Regions from separate parts of the Mus musculus genome. Here region 1 is linked to region 2. A link is a loop called in an ENCODE intact Hi-C map of the cell type or tissue named here. Cell type or tissue: heart. All regions are shown on one strand. Links, peaks and the distances in the headings refer to the core of each region. The heading gives the core; the rest is flanking DNA.

What was found. A loop is a pair of places that touch in the nucleus more often than their neighbours do. Peaks named below come from ENCODE experiments on the same cell type or tissue, not always from the same donor. Only the 100,000 strongest peaks of a DNase experiment are listed, where the experiment ranks them.
Region 1: it touches region 2 in a loop (5-fold over the local background); 2 of 42 quality-filtered maps call a loop at or near these places.

Annotation. Positions count from the first base shown.
Region 1 is chr1:42,846,304-42,854,640 of GRCm38, reverse strand. Mrps9 (mitochondrial ribosomal protein S9) reads right to left here and starts at 3,408. Exons shown (of 11, transcript NM_023514.4): 1 at 3,215-3,408. The coding sequence starts at 3,349. In heart, for the core only: no CTCF peak of the experiment used is centred there; a DNase peak (open chromatin) is centred at 3,410; H3K4me3 peaks cover 1,757 bases; H3K27ac peaks cover 1,483 bases.
Region 2 is chr1:44,098,480-44,106,816 of GRCm38, reverse strand. Tex30 (testis expressed 30) reads left to right here and starts at 4,376. Exons shown (of 6, transcript NM_001356297.1): 1 at 4,376-4,489; 2 at 6,816-6,969. The coding sequence starts at 6,955. It overlaps Poglut2 (protein O-glucosyltransferase 2), which reads left to right. Exons shown (of 10, transcript NM_023645.3): 10 at 1-271. In heart, for the core only: a CTCF peak has its summit at 4,292; DNase peaks (open chromatin) are centred at 4,336 and 5,076; H3K4me3 peaks cover 2,539 bases; H3K27ac peaks cover 2,140 bases.

The DNA.
Region 1 (8,337 bases), core at 165-8,164, 1.3 Mb after region 2:
CCTGAAAGAGGACTTAACAAAATGTCCAACTCCTGATGCCACTGAGTCTGAAGGAAGATTAACCCTTTACTCCATTTGTTTTAGCTACTTGCTTTTACCACCAATTTTAGAGACTACTAGCTAAACAGTGGACTTTTTGTAGCTTATACATTACACCACTAACTACACATCACAAGATTAATGCTGCTTTTCAAGAACTGGGAAAGAACTCAAACCTTGTAAATGGCAGCTCTTTCTTTGTCCAATAACAAGTGACCTCTGGACTTCATGCTAATATGTGCTGGCTAGTTTTTTCAAATTGTCACAAGCTACAGTCATCTGGAAAAAGATACCCTCAAATGAGGAACAGCCTCCATCAGATTAGCCTGTGGGATTTCCTTGATTTATAACTGATGTAGTAAGGCTCCTGGCCTTGCTCTCCTTGATGATGGACTGTAACTTCTAATCTCAAAAGACCCTTTCCTACCTCAATTTGCTTTTGGTCATGAGTTTTTAACCACAGCAATACAAAGAAAATCCAGCTGCTGTGTGAAGATCCAGGAAGCTGGTTATATATGACAGACCACCACCATCGAGGCACTCTTACCCACCTCTGATTACCTTTCCTACACCCCGGACAACTGTCCTCTATCTCATAAATACGGTCAACTCTCACCACAGAGAGGCAGGGTGGAAACTTGCTCTCCGGTGTCCACTGGTTTGAAAGATGAACAAATCTTTTCCTCAAAATGCATTGTTTCAGGGATCGGCATATTAAGTAGTGGCCACAATGTGGCTGGTTTGGTAACTCCAATCTCTGACTCAGTCCCTAAGTTCTAACCAATTATCTGTTGTTGCTAGAGCCTACTCCGATTATAATGTACCCTTTTATATTGTTGTACAACTATATCTTTCTAGAGCATAATCACTACATAAAATTTATAGATACTATATAAACAGCTTATACAAGTACATTCATATATATGAAATGACTAACTGTTGCTGAAGCTTCCAATATACTGTCACATTCCCTGGGGGGCTGCCTTTGATCACCTGTGTCACCCTCTGTTGACTCCAGACTGAATCAGGTAAATACATGTCTGTGGTTCTTCTGTATTATTTCTGGAAATCTCTCACAGCACATTACAGAATCCGAACATGTTCAGGTGCACTTTATGAAAACTTTGGTCACTCACATATATGGCTGCTATCTATAACTATATTTGGGATGTTCAGAGTTTGTGGTTGTGTTGAGGCATAATATGAAATTGGTAAGAACCCATAAATACTATAAGGACATCAGAGGAGGAAGCCAGCTAGCAAGGGTCCCAACTGAGACCCAGGAGTCACACCTAAGTAAAGCTTGCTTCCTTATGTTAGTGGCATTAGTGTTTCTCAAAAATTTTTACTGTCACCCACAGTTTCTGTTGATATCAGTACCTACTATACACTTGGCAGTGTAAACAAAACATGAAAACACTTTGTAAAATGCCTTTTATTATTCTATTACCTCTACTCCTTTCAAGCTGTTTATGACCTTTGAAGAGATTCCATAATTAATGGCACATGACCCAAATATGAAATGGGGAGGGGATTACTTGGTTAGTGTTTTATTTGCTCATAAAGTCATTAATTTTTTTATATAAAACATGGGCCCCAAGAGAAATACAGCTATTAATGTTATATGCAGACGTGGATAAGTGATTTTTAATATGAACATTAAGAAACATTAGTATTTTCGGCAGGCACTGTACAAAAAAAAGGTTTCTAAATGTCTTTGTGTGTGTATACATACATGGGGGGAGGGGCTTGTTGTTAGAGGTATCCCACTGGGGGCTGGGCTTTAAGATTTCAAAACCCTGTGCCAACCCCAGTCTCTCCCTGTTCAGGTGTCTTTTCGAAGCAACAGAAAAGTAACCAAGACAATGTGTATGCATGCATCCGTGGGAAGAAAGCAGTGTGCAACCGGAATGAGCTTTAGACATAATAAAAGACACATACATGTATTCCCCCTGTAAATTAAAAAGGTAAAAGGGATGTGACCCAGCGAGGCTCATTTTGTAAAATGTGTTTGTTTACACATAATTATAAGAATAAAGAGAAAGAAGAAGGGTACACTAGGTTCAGAATATAGGAGAGTGAGAGCCACCTGCCCATATAATCATTACCAATAAACATATTTTGTATGCTACAGTTCCTCTCATATGCAATTATGTGTCTCAAAGAGATGTATAGAAGAAATAAAAATGTCCAACACATTTTCCAATTTTCAAAACCAAGAAACCCAGATGTTTAACAGATCAATGGACAAATTGGTTTATGTTACAACATCAAATAACAGAAAAAGGTGGCCAGTCATTTTGTAAAACAGTTCTAAGATCCAGCGTTTAACTTCTCGGCAATATCTGGTGGTAGTACTGCTTTTCCAACATTTCGTACTCTTTCTACTCAAACTGTTCTGTTTTCCAACCCCCACTTGTTTGACCGCGTGTTCTCAATCTCTTGAGACCTCTCTTTCGGCCTGTTCATCTGCCTACTCTTGCAGGACACCATCTGCGCGCTATTCCCTGGGTTTCCATTAGAACCTGCAAGGTAACAGGACTTCAAAGTTAGGTCTCCTCCTGTGTCACGGGCACACCCACCGAAAGGACTACTGGAAATCTCCGGTAGAATATGCCACAGACACTTTAAGTGCAATTACAGCCGAAGCTCGTTTTCTCCCACTTTTAATGAGCCACATTAAACGGGCGACAAGCAAAGACTCAAGCTAGAAATCCCAGCTTCACACCGACCCCGGAATTGAGCGAAGCGGTCAAATTCTGCTCTCCTAATGTCACACACACACACACACACACACACACACACACACACACACACACAAGTTTCGGGAAAATTACAAAAACTGAAATTCCGCAAACGCAGAGCACTTGTAAAAAGTCTCAGTTCGCTCCACAGACTGACTCTGCCCAGGACATCTTCCGGGTCGCGCAGAGTTCGGCTCCCCTTCTCCCCGGGACGAATCACAAGACCCAGGCAGCCACCCAACTCCATCTGCCGAACCCTTTGCTCCTCAAAGCCCAGGGAGAGGCTGCAGAGGATCCGTCCGCGGCCGATTCCCCGATCCCCAAGCGTGACCTCCGACCTCTACCTTGAGGGCTCTGGCAGCCCTGGAAGGTGGGCCGGCTTCACGTCACCCTACCACACGGACCGCCAGCTCCAGCTCCCAGGACCTTACCTGGAACCTGGTCCCTGTCTGCCAGCCAACCGCCGAGGCTGTCCAGTACCCGGGCCTCTGGCAGAGGCTAGCTCTAACAGCGGGAGTGAACCAAAGGGAAAGCACTCGGCCGCAGGACACACAGGGGGCGGCCATGTTGGCCGTAAGAAACATCCTGGCGGGAGGGGAAAGGGGTGGAGCCTGGAGACTGCGCAGGCGCAGACCTCCCAGGCGGAAGCGCTTCCTTAGCAATTGCAACTAGGGGCGGAGTTCTGTAGTCCAGCCCCTCGCCGCTGATTGGGTGCGCGGCAGCAGGTTGCCTTGCACATGGCTTTCGGCTTACTAGCAGCTGTAGTCCTAGCTGAGTTCCTGGTACCCACGCTCAGACAAGCCTTCCACAGTCTTATTCTCACTCCAACAATCCAAGCTGGCTTTCCTGTCCGCTTGCCTTCCCGCAAGGGCCTTCTGCTCCCCCTTGAACTTGCCCGTTTTAAAGATCTGTTTCAAGACATTCTTCTTCCAGCAACTAACCATTCTGGCTTCCAACACATTGTGTTGACTCTTAGCTGTCTGACCCACAGGCTGAGGAAAAGCACCTCCCTGCTCAACTTCATGGCTCTCCCTGATTGCCTCTGAGCCTTAAAGCCATTAAGAGTGGCTGCAGACACAGGAACTGTCTTTGCCTTCTGAAACTTGAACTTCCTAACCCTAAGTCTAGGGTTATCTCTACCAGATACAAGTGGTTGAATAAATCACTCTTAAAGGGTTTTCCAATGTTGAAAATTATCATTGAATAATTTGATAATGTTGAAATTATCATTAGAAGTTTAAAACATACTCAGAAAACGAGATCAAGGTGACCGAGTAAGAGGCTGAGAAGTTAAAAACACTCTATGTTCTTTCAGAGGACCTGGGTTTGGTCCCCAGAACTCTTGTGGAAAATCACATCTATCTATCTATCTATCTATCTATCTATCTATCTATCTATCTATCTATCACATCTATCACATCTATCACATCTATCTATCTATCTATCTATCACATCTATCTATCTATCTATCTATCTACCTATCTATCTATAATTACAGCTCTAAACAATCTGACACCTTCTCTGAATTTCAAGGGGATCAACCATGTCTGTGATGTACAGACACATATACATACAAGCAAAATATTTATACATGTAAATTAGAAATCTGTTTTTTAAGTTATGAAGTAAGTGCTGGCATCGTACAGTTATCACCTCATAAAACAGCTCTAGGGAAATAGAAATTGCATAGCTTCAGAAAAATAGAAGAAAAAAAACCCCTCCAAATAGGATGCTTGTAGTAAAGGGGGGAAATCATTATTTTCCCCTTTGTTTGTTTCCTTTACATTAGTGAAAATCTCTTCATTCAGTGGCAGAAGTCCAGGACTAGTATTTGGAGAAGAAGAATAAGTTAGAGGCGAGGCAGTGCTGGCCAGAAAAGCAGGTAGGCTAACTCCAGATCTTTACCTCTCCCTCTATCTCTCCAAATCCAATCCTCTAGTCTTATCTGTAGCAGAACTGCTGTGGCCTCTTCTCACTCTCTGATCCCATTCCCAGGGGACTAAACAGACCCTGGTAGATCACCCACCTTCCCTCCCTCTGCAGCCCTCCTTACTTCCTCCCCTCCAGCCCATCTTCATTCCTAAATGTCAGCTCTCAATACCAAGAAACACATTGTACCTGGAACCCCCAGTAGCCACAACTGGCTGGATCTGAGAAGCATTCTACCAGGCAACACACAGCCACCACAGACTCCTAAGAACCAGAGAAAACAAACAAACAAAAAACAAGGAAAAGAAACCCACTCAGCAAAAGCAAGACCAGATGTCAGCACCTGGAATTACAAACATCCCCAAACCCAGATGCCTACATGCCATCATAAAAACAGAATAAAAACCAGCCAGTATAACATGTCTCCATTAGATCCCAGCAACAGGCCCGAGAACTGAAACTTAGTTGAAGACAAAGACTTTAAAGTAACCTTCATGAATATGATAGAGGTACTTAAAGAGGAAATTAATAAACCCCTTTAATAAATCTGAAAATACAAACAGTGGAAGGAAATCAATAAAACAGTCCAAGACCTGAAAGAGAAAACAGGATCAATAAAGAAAACCAAAACTGAGAGAAAATCTGAAAATAAAAAATTTAGGGACTCAAACAGGAACCTCAAAGGCCTCACAAACAAAATATAAGAGGGGGTAGTGAGAATCTCAGGCATAAGGGCTCATATGTAAAATAAAATGGAATTTTGTCAAAATAACAGTAAAGAGATTCTCAGGCTTTGAAGACACCATAAAGAAGCTGATACCTCGGTCAAAGAAAATGTTAAATCTAAAAAAAAAAAAAAAAAACCTGACACAAAACATCCAGAAAACTGGGACACTATGAAAAGACTAAATCTAAGAATAATAGGAATAGAGGAAGGTCAAAGGCATAGAAAACATTTTCAATGAAATCATAAAAGAAATTGCTTCTAACCTAAAGAAGGAGGTACCTATCAAGGAACAAGTCGCTTACTGAACACCAAATATATTGGACCAGAAAAGAAATTCCTCTTGACACAAATAATAAAAATATTAAATGTACAGAACAAAGACAGAGTATTAAAAGTTCTAAGGGTAGAAAACCAAGTAACATATAAAGGCAGGCCAATTAGAATTACAACTGATTTCTCTACATAGATTTTAAAAGTCAAACAGGTTAGGTTCATGTTCTACAAGCTCTAAGAGAACACAGATGCCATTTCAGACTAGTATACACAGCCAAACTTTCAATCACAATATATGAAGAAAATAAGACATTCTGTGATTTAAAAAAAAAAAATCCAAGCACTATCTACAAATCCAGCCCTTTAGAAAGTGCTAGATGGAAAACTTCAACCAGAAGAGGTTAACCACATCCAAGAAACAAGAAAACCTAGGAATAATAATCCTAGACCAATGTCTTAGTCAGGGTTTCTATTCCTGGACAAAACATCATGACCACGAAGCAAATTGGTACCAGCATAGTGGGGTATTCCTGTGACAACCTGACCATGTTTTGGGGAGGACTGTGGACGAACTTTGGACCTTTGGGTCAGAAGATCCATTCAGTGTTAAGAGCTCTGTGGGGTGTTGTGTAGGAGCTTGGAAGATAATGTTGAGAACAGTGCAGAAGATGGAGACCTGGCTTGTGAAATTTCAGAGGAAAGATTAAAGACTTTTAATCACAATCAAAGCTATTTTGACTGTGAAGATTCTGTGGTTCTGGTTAGCTGGGGCTGAAGAATCAGTTGTGATTAACAAGATACCAGAACTACTAAAGTGAAAACTTTGCATTAGTGGGACTATTGATGCTGGTTAGCTGGAGCTAAGAAATTAGCGGTGATTAAGAAGAGACCAGCATCATTAAGATGACATCTTCTGGGAAATGTTTTCTGAGAGGACAAAGAGGCTGTTCCAGAGATAACCAAGGTTGTACCTCTTGCTGCAGCAGGACTTGGTAATGTGTAAGAGTCACCCAGGTGGTACTGGTTTTGAAGGCATGAAGGGGTCACGCAGAGCAGCTGAGGCTCGGCACTGTGAGAGGCCATGGAAGGCCATTGGTGAAGGTGCAGCCTCAATTGCAATTGATGGCCCAGGACTGAATGAGTCATGCAAAGGAGTTGAGGCTTGGCATCATGAAGAAAGCCTATGAGAGGCTATTGTTGAAGCCTAGTTACAGTGGAAGACAGCAGCGTTTTGGAGATGCCAGTACCATGAGATGACCACCAAGAACAGCAGCAGCAGTAAAGTACAGGCAGCTGGAGCCTAGAGGACGACGTGTGTGCTACAAAGGGCAAGGCTGGAGAAGTGACCCAAGCCCTTGGAGGAGCCTAGAAGATCATGAGTAGATCCCAGACATTGGACAGTTGGAGTTTGATTTTTCTTTTGATTGTGACTGTGCCCTGATATTTTTCCCTCTTGAAGGAAGTATTTTAGTGGAGTCCACAGTTAAGGGACTTTTAATTGTAAAAACACTTTGGATTTGAAAAGATATTGGATATTTTAAAGTGATTGAACTTTTAATATGTGAAGACTGTGAGACTTTTAAAGTTATTTAGATCTTGGGGGTGAATAAGAAACTAAGGGTTGAGGCTTACTAGTGATGTGTTTGTGTGTCAAGTTGACAAGGGGTCAATTGTACTGGCTAGTTTTGTGTCAAGTTGACACAGGCTGGAGTTATCACAGAGAAAGGAGCTTCAGTTGGGGAAATGCCTCCACAAGATCCAACTGTAAGGCATTTTCTCAATTAGTGATCAAGGGGGAAGGTGCCCTTGTGGGTGGTGCCATTTCTGGGCTGGTAGTCTTGGTTCTATAAGAGAACAGGCTGAGCAAGCCAGGGGAAGCAAGCCAGTAAAGAACATCCCTCCATGGCCTCTGCATCAGCTCCTGCTCCCTGACCTGCTTGAGTTCCAGTCCTGACTTCCTTTGGTGATTAACAGTAATGTGGAAAGTGTAAGCTGACTAAACCCTTTCTTCCCCAACTTGCTTCTTGGTCATCATATTTGTGCAGGAATAGAAACCCTGACTAAGACAACCAGCAAATCAAAAGAAACACAGACACGCTCACTATAAAAACAAAATAATATTGTTCATTGATATCTCTCAACATTAACGGTTCCAATTCCTAAATAAAAAGATACAGACTAATGGAATGGGTCTGAAGACAGAATCCATCCTTCTGCTCTATCTAAGAAACACTTTACCTTAACGTTAAGGGTCATCATCACCTCGGGGAAAGGATTGGAATAAGATGTTCCAAGCAAATGGACCTAAAAAGCCAAACAGATGTAGTCATTTTAATATCTGGCAAATAGATTTCAAACTGAAACTAATCAGAAGAGATAGGAAAGGGCACTACATACTCATCAAAGGAAACGTTCACCAAGAGGACATTCCTATTCTTAACATTTGTGCCTCAAATTCAAGGATACTGAAGTTTATAAAAACTACAGTAGCTTAAACCATATATTGACCATCACACACTGATAGTGTGAGACTTAGATACTCAAATCTTGCCAATAGCTAAACACAAATACTTTAGCTCACTGATGTTATAAACCAAATGGGCCTCACAGATATTTACAGGATTT
Region 2 (8,337 bases), core at 90-8,089:
TGAGTGCTCTGATTCAAACAGGCCTCCAAAAGCAAAACAAAACTCAGCCAATTGTGGTGGTTCATGCCTATAATCCTAGCACTTCAGAGGTTAAGACAAGAAGATTCTGTGAGTTCAAGGCCAGTCTGAGCTACATAGTAAGTTGGAAGACAATAAGACTCTGTTTTAAAATGCAAATGACTCTGTCTGTTTTAAGCTCTTTTTCTTTTGGAATAACTACTCATTGAGTCTCAGTCAAACCTCATTCTAATAAAACATGCTAGAGCTGCCTTTATCTGGCCTCTGCCTCTGTTGGTAGTCAAACCTATTACCACTTATTACAAATCCTGTCACCGCCCACCCAATGCTCGTTTCCCTCCGGCCCTGGTATTTGTTTTTCCCTTTTTCTGGAAGTCAGGATCGACTCTACTTTCTCTAGCTCCTTTCAGGAATGTAACACCTCTGATTCTTTATATTATGTAGTCGCCATACTTTGCAGTAGTTCCCTGTAGACTCTCCCCTAATCCTCAGTCCTTAAGCATCTTGATTACAAAGATGATTCTTTTGGGGTCTAACAGGTTTCCCTGATTGTGGAAGGGACAACAAATTTTAATGGGTCAATAAAATGACAATTAGCTTGAAAATGCAATTAAAGAACTAGCTAGGGGCCAGGCATGCTAGTCCATGAGTCCCACCACTGAAGTTTCTCCTCCAGTTAGATAAAGCTCACACACAACAGTCAACCTACTTTACTCCAAGTTCACTGATTTTAATGTTAATCTCTTTGAAAAATACCCTGACTGAAACATCCAAGATGTTTGACCTTATGTTGGGGATGGCCCAACCAAGTGAACCATTACTAATGGGGATTCATACAATAAATGTTGAACACATAATATGCATTCAGTTATATAATACCAAGCTCCAATAAAAGAGCTTTAAATAGCCACTGGTTGGGTTTTTTTGGTTTTGTTTTGTTTTGTTTTGTTTTTCAGATATCTACTGGAACTGTTCATATTTTCTTTTTCTGTTTTTGTTGCATTCATTTACAGTGAATTGTACTAATGACGTTTTAATTTTGAAGCAATGTAAAAAGCCATGCAAATTACGTATTATTTATTTGGTCATGGCTGAATTGTTATAGTAATTGATTCAGACATTCACTGTTTTGTTTTTGGTTTTGGTTTTTTGCAAGTTTTACTTCTTCAGAATTTTATGCAATGTGGTCATTTAATAACTTATGTTGTATTTTTCTTTTTCTTTCTTTCTTTTTTTTTTCTTTGACATGGTCTTACTAGGTAATCGTGGTTGACCTGGAACTCTCTATGTAGAGCAGTCTGGCTTCAAACTCATAGAGTTCTACCTGCCCCTGCCTTCTGAGTGCTGGGATTAAAGGAGTAGACCACCATACCAGGCCTTGATTTAGGACATTTTAAACTACAACCCAAATCTGGCCCACCATCCATGTTTGTACAACCTTGAGACTAAGAATAATATTAGCATTTTAAGTGGTTGAAATCATCAGTACACATATGTCTTAGTCAGGGTTTCAATTCCTGCACAAACATCATGACCAAGAAGCAAGTTGGGGAGGAAAGGATTTATTCGGCTTACACTTCGGCTTACACTTCCATACTGCTGTTCATCACCAAGGAAGTCAGGACTGGAACTCAAAAAGTCAGGAAGCAGGAGTTGATGCAGAGGCCATGGAGGGATGTTCCTTACTGGCTTGCTTCCCCTGGCTTGCTTAGCCTGCTCTCTTATAGAACCAAGACTACCAGCCCAGAGATGGTCCCACCCACAAAGGGCCTTTCCCCCTTGATCACTAATTGAGAAAATACCCCACAGCTGGATCTCATGGAGGTACTTCCCCAACTGAAGCTCCTTTCTCTGTGATAACCCCAGCCTGCATCAAGTTGACACATAAAACCAGCCAGTACAACATAGAACTCAAATTTTGGTTCATAAATAACGGTTTTATATTAGTTTCCTATTACTATCCTATTCCTATAAGTATCACATACTTAGTCCTCTAAAACAATAAAAATGTGTTGTTACAATCCTAGAAGTCACAATCTGAAATGTTTCCCTGGGTTAATTAATATTAAGACATTTAGCAGGGCTGAATCCTTCTGATGTATGGGGTGGGGGTTTCCTAGCCTCTTTTTTTTCTTCTTCTTCTAATGGGGCATTCTTAACATTTCTTGCCTTGAGAACCCTCTCTCCATCTTCCTAGCCTTCAGCTTAATCTCTTAAAATCTCCCTCTGCTTCTCTCTCAAAAGCACCACTGTCTTATCTGAACACTGTAGCAATATGATTCACAATAAGCCAAATGTTCACAAACTAGTAAACGGATACATAAAACTGTTTAATAGGATTCAGTGATAGGAATTATTTGAGAAGAAGAAGCAGGGTACACTTACACATTCCAAGTGCAAGGTGACAGATCAAAGATCTCATTCTGTGACTCCATTCAATAGTCACAAATCATATTGGTGGGTGTCTGGTGTGAAAGGTAAGAGAGGGAATGGTAAGTTTCCTCTAGAAATGATAAGATGCCCTTAGAATTTGATGATAGCTGCAAATGAGTGTACAATTACTGGAAATTGAAACTTAGGACAGGTAAATAAAGCATAGAAAAGGTATCAGACCTGAGCTGGCAATGTGTTAGTGGTAGAGCGGACAGTGGCAGTACGGACTCCATTAAGGGACAGATCACACCATAAGCACACCCACGTCTAGAGGTCACCTTGATTATGTCATTGGTTGGTTAGTCGGGTTTGTTGTTTTCATGTTTTTCTGCAGGAATCTTGTGAATGATACAATGTAAACTGTTTCCATTCTTGCAAGAATTGGTGACCATAAACTGTTTCATGGTATGTTCACTGTCTACTCAGAGTATGTACCATTCCTATGCTCATAAAAATAACTCCAAAATTCCATTTGTTGGCTCCGTTTTTTGTTTTGTTTTGTTTTTGTCTGTCTTTTTAAAAATCACTTGCTCATTTGCCATAAAAAGGCCTGTTTCTGGTCTGGGCTGCTTTTATTCTCCTACTACTGAGGAGAGTTTAAGTCTTGTCTGGCTGTAAGAGTAAAATTTTTCCCTTGCAACATCTCAGTGTTGGCTCCTGGTTTTTGACACTGTAACACACTCAAGAACCCAAAGAAGAGAGGAGAGAGTCTGGGGAAGAAAACGGGCAGAGGAGGGAAAGAAGGAAGACAGGTTAACAGACAATAAGGAAGTGTTAATTTAAAAATGTTAAGACTGTAACTTGAGAAAGCACTTGTCATAAATGGCTTTCCCTTAGTTGTTTCTTAATATGTACTGTGTCAGAAGAGGGCAGGTAACCAAGTGCATAAGGGGGATTTAATTCATTTAGTAAACATTTGCCACGTGTTATCCTAATCAGGAGAGTCAGTCAAATAAATACACACACACACACACACACACACACACACACACACACACTCCTTAAGGAAAAAGACAAAAAGGACATGTAGATGAAGTCCTAAGTAAAAGCTGCAATCTGAGGAACTGGAAGAGTCAAACCTCTGCAGTTGGGCTTGCTTGGTAGGTTTGGGGTGAAGTGGCAAAGCCCCTGAAAGAACAGGAGGAAATTCTGATTATTTGGCTCTAAAGAGGAAGGTACGAAGTCTTTGGGTGGGACTGAGTGGATGGGTCCTATATACCCTCAGGGTTATCCAAATGAAGTGATGGGCACAAGGATGCTAGCAACCCACCCTTCTGATGACCGGTAGACAAAGCAGGCAATGGTAATGTGGGAGGCTTAACCTAGCCTGGCGCACAGGGAATTACGAGGTCAAGTCGCCAAAAAATAAAAATACTTTAGGTGAATGGATAGATAGATGATTGATAAATGAGAGAGAGAGAGAGAGAGAGAGAGAGAGAGAGAGGAGAGAGAGAGAGAGAGAGAGAGAGAGAGAGAGAGAGAGAGAGAGAGAGAGAGAGAGAGAGAGAGAGAGAGAGAGAGAGAGAGAGAGAGAGAGAGAGAGAGAGAATGAGAGAATTTTAAGTGCAAGATTTTGTTTTGGGCCGCATGCATAGCTGTCCTATGCCCGCGAGGTACTGAATCGTACCCGCCTGAAATGCAAAGGGATAAAGAATTCACGGCGGGATGTGAGGAAAGAAGTTGTCAGGGTTGACTCCGTGTCTTCCGATGGGCTGATCAGACCGGAAGAAGCCAAGGCAGCGACAAGAAAATCCTTTCCCGCGCTCGGCTCGGCGGTCCCAGCATACAGACTCCGGCTTCAGGAGTCCAGCCTCCAGGCGCCCGCGAGGGGCGTGGCCGAGCTAAAAGCCGGCAGAAAACTCTCTTTCCCGGCGAGCCTCGCGGCGCGCCCCACGAGCCCCGGGCGAAGCCTGCGTGCGCCAGCGCAGTAGCGGGCCGCGCTGACGGGGGCGGCGAGGCGGTCGCTTCGAGCGTGTTAGTTCGCTCCCTGAAGAGAGTGAGGGCGGTTGGGCGCTGGCGGTCACTCGTGCGTTCGCTGGTAAGCGCGGCGGCGGGAAGTGGAGGCAGCGGTGGTGAGGCCGGCCGGCAGCTCCTCGGGGGCTGCTGCTCTCCTCCGCCCGAGGCGTCCGTGGAAGCCAAGCGCTCCCGGCCGGCAGCCGCCGACGGTCTGTTTTGCCGAGGAGGGTGGACACGGGTTTAGGACGACGGGCAGGTGGAGCCGGGCCGCGGCGACTCTCACGAGCTGTTGGGGGTGACGGGAGCTAAGCCTCCTCCCAGACGGGCCCGGGACGCGCGCGTTCGTTAAGCGAATAAACGACGGTTCCCGTCGACCTCTAACCTCGGGTTTGGAATTTTTTTTTTTTTTTTTTTTTTTTGGTCGTATGGTTGGTCGACCCCGGCGATCCTAGAACTCACAGTTTTGTTCGCGCGGTGACAGCCTAGGTAGTGCTGCAGACGGAACAGACAGTGAGTAAATGTTTATTTTTTTTTAAACTGGAAGTCGGGTGGCCGTGGCGTTTGGGGAGCTTAGTGGAAGCTAACTACCAGAAAATAACTACCTTGTGAGTGTGAGTAGCCCCTCCCCCCTAAACTGTTGGCTTGATTGTCCAGGACGTTTGAACCCCGTACCGCATCAGCTATATTTGTTTTGTGTCACAGTCGTCACCTTGTTTCTACCGGGTTGGTGGGTTGGTGCAGTGTTCTCCCTCTGCTGTGGGGCGACACTGAGGCTGAGCCAGGCTTCCGTCCTCCCTTATCTAAAGCGTGGGGGGGGGGGGGGGGGCGGAGATAACAGTCGCTTCGAGCGCTTACCATATGGGACGTTTTCGGTGTTGCTGAAGCAGTCTAGAACAAGTTCATAATGAAGTCTGGAGGAAAGCCGTTTTCCTTAAAATCACAGGTTAGTCTGGAAGAGCTTCCCAGGTTGATATTAACTTAAAAACATGTATCTAAGTGTACTGTTTTTCTGAAATCCCATTAAAGTGACAGGAAAGAGTTCTTTATGGGGTTGGTTGGTTGTTTTGTGTTTAGTTTTGTTATTGTTTGTTTTGTTCTGTTTTTGAGACAGGGTCTTGCCCAGTCTGGTCTCAAATTTGCAGATTCTCCTTTCTGCCTTTCAAATCCTGAGATTATAGTCAGGCCCCACCCAACCTGGCTTTTGCGAGGGTGGGGGGGTAGTCACTGGGAAAGACACCTTGGAGATATTAACAGTTGAATAATGAACTCTTAAAAAGCAGTGGTTAAACCAACGGGGGGGGGGGGAATCTATAAAACTAGTCTGAATTAATAAAAGCCTTCAGATCACACAAAAACTGGCAGTTCTTGATATATTTGGAACTGGAAGGGGAAGTGCATTGATGTGGATAGAGGTGCAAGACTAATATGTTAGTTTAAGTCTTTTTAAGGAGCAGTAGGGTATTTCCATTAGTTTCCCCATTTCACTCTCTTGAGTGATTGTGTTCCCCAAGTTTAAAAGACTAGAAAGAGCACAGAGGAGAAAGAAGAGAAGAAAAAAGAAAAAAATTAGAGGCTTATTTTGACAAAGGTTTTTTTTTTTAAATATATTCTTCGAATCTTTTGCGCTTTGAACCATGTTACTGTTACCTACTGAATAAACAAATGTCCATGCACATGGATGATAATGGAAATTCTCGTGCCAGTGATATGCTGAAAAATGAAAGCTCTCACAATAAAAGGGGATCTCAGAAATTATAGTAGCTCTCAGTGCTTCCAGCCCTTCAGGTCAGTTGTGACTTAGACTGCGCTCCAGGCTTTAATTTGGCTTTAAGTTTTCTCAGACTATCTTCATTATAGGATTCTGGCTGAAAATGAAAAAAAAAATCCCGGGATAGATTTTCTCTGTGGTTCAGGGTGAAAAATCAGTTCGAAATTTCTAGAAATCTGCCATAGCTTAACTCAAAAGTAGAAGTTTGAAATGTTTTGGTAGCCAAACCCAGAGTCGATAGGATCACATGACAAGGACTATTGTTATATGAAGGAGAGAAAAATGGAATGATTGATTTAATAGCTTCAGGGAAAATAATTAAAAATTGTTGAGATTGTATCAAAAAAGGAATAACAAAGGAACTTATTTAGTAGAAATTAAGTTGGGCTGGTTAAGAATGGAGATTCTTATAAATATATTCCAAATATATTTTTAAAAGGTATAGCATCTTGTTTTGGAATGAACTACTTTAAGGTGTCTGTGTCAAAGTATCAAATTTGCTTTGTCTTATATAATATCTGCCAGCTCCTGTAATTAGTTTTGAGTGCTCATAAAAATCTTGAAAGTAATATGTGGTTGAGTAATGACTATGTACAGAGATACCAGTGTGTAAAAGAGTTTCTAATTGTGTCTATTTCAGATTTTGAATGTGCACATTCCTAGTTTGGGGTCATATCCTTGTCTGACAACTCACCTTTTACAACAGAATCTGCTTTTCAGAGAGATGCCCTTTGCTTCTCAGATGTAGTGCACCTTACGCTTATTTTTCAACAGTGAAAATGAGTCATACAGAGGTAAGCTATGGTCATATCCTCAGTATCTTCTGGTCAACTTTGGGAGGTAGGAGAATGGGTTAAATCATCATTTCTGTATAATAGCCTTGCTTTCAGTTTGCACAGTAGAGGCAGTACAGACTTAGAATTGTAAAGATTCCAGAACAAGAACCTGACTTTTCATTCTTAGCTAATAGCTATGTAGCCTTGAGCAAATTAATCTGCTATGCTGTATCTGTAAAGTAGGAATAATAGTAATTGCCTCATAGAATTATAAGGAATGCTTACATGAGTTAATATATTAGCACTTAAAGCACATGACAGTATTTCTTTTTTTTTTAATTAGGTATTTTCCTCATTTACATTTCCAGTGCTATCCCAAAAGTCCCCCATACCCTCCCCCCACTCCCCTACCCATCCACTCCCACTTTTTGGCCCTGGCGTTCCCCTGTATTGGGGCATATAAAGTTTGCAAGTCCAATGGGCCTCTCTTTCCAGAGATGGCTGACTAGGCCATCTTTTGATACATATGCAGCTAGAGTCAAGAGCTCCGGGGTACTGGTTAGTTCATAATGTTGTTCCACCTATAGGGTTGCAGATCCCTTTAGCTCCTTGGGTATTTTCTCTAGCTCCTCCATTGGGGGCTCTGTGATCCATCCAATAGCTGACTATGAGCATCCACTTACGTGTTTGCTAGGCCCCGGCATAGTCTCACAAGAGACAGCTATATCAGGGTCCTTTCAGCAAAATCTTGCTAGTGTGTGCAATGGTGTCAGCGTTTGGAGGCTGACTATGGGATGGATCCCTGGATATGGCAGTCTCTAGATGGTCCATCCTTTTGTCTCAGCTCCAAACTTTGTTTGTTTTGTTTTGTTTATTTTTGACAGTATTTCTTTTCTTTTAATTAATTTATTTTTTTACACTCCATATTTTATTCCCTCCCCCATCTACCCTCCGACTGTTCTACATCCTATACCTTCCCCCCACACATACACACATAGATGTCCCCACCCCACCTGACCTCTAAACTCCCTGGGGCCTCCAGTCTCTTGATGGTTAGGTGCATCATCTCTGAATGAACACAGACCCAGAAGCCCTCTGATGTATGTGCATTGGGGGCCTCATATCAGCTGGTGTATGCTGTCTGTTTGGTGGTACAGTATGTGAAGGTGGTGGTCTGTTTAGAGGTCCTGCTGGTAATCCTACAGGGCCGCCCTTCTCCTCAGCTTCTTTCAGCCTTTATCTAATCCAACAGGGGTCAGCTGCCTCTGTCCATTGGTTGGATGCAAATATCTGCATCTGACTCTTTCAGCTGCTTGTTGGATCTTTCGGAGGGCAGTCATGATAGGTCCCTTTTTGTGAATGCTCCATAGCCTCAGTAATAGTGTC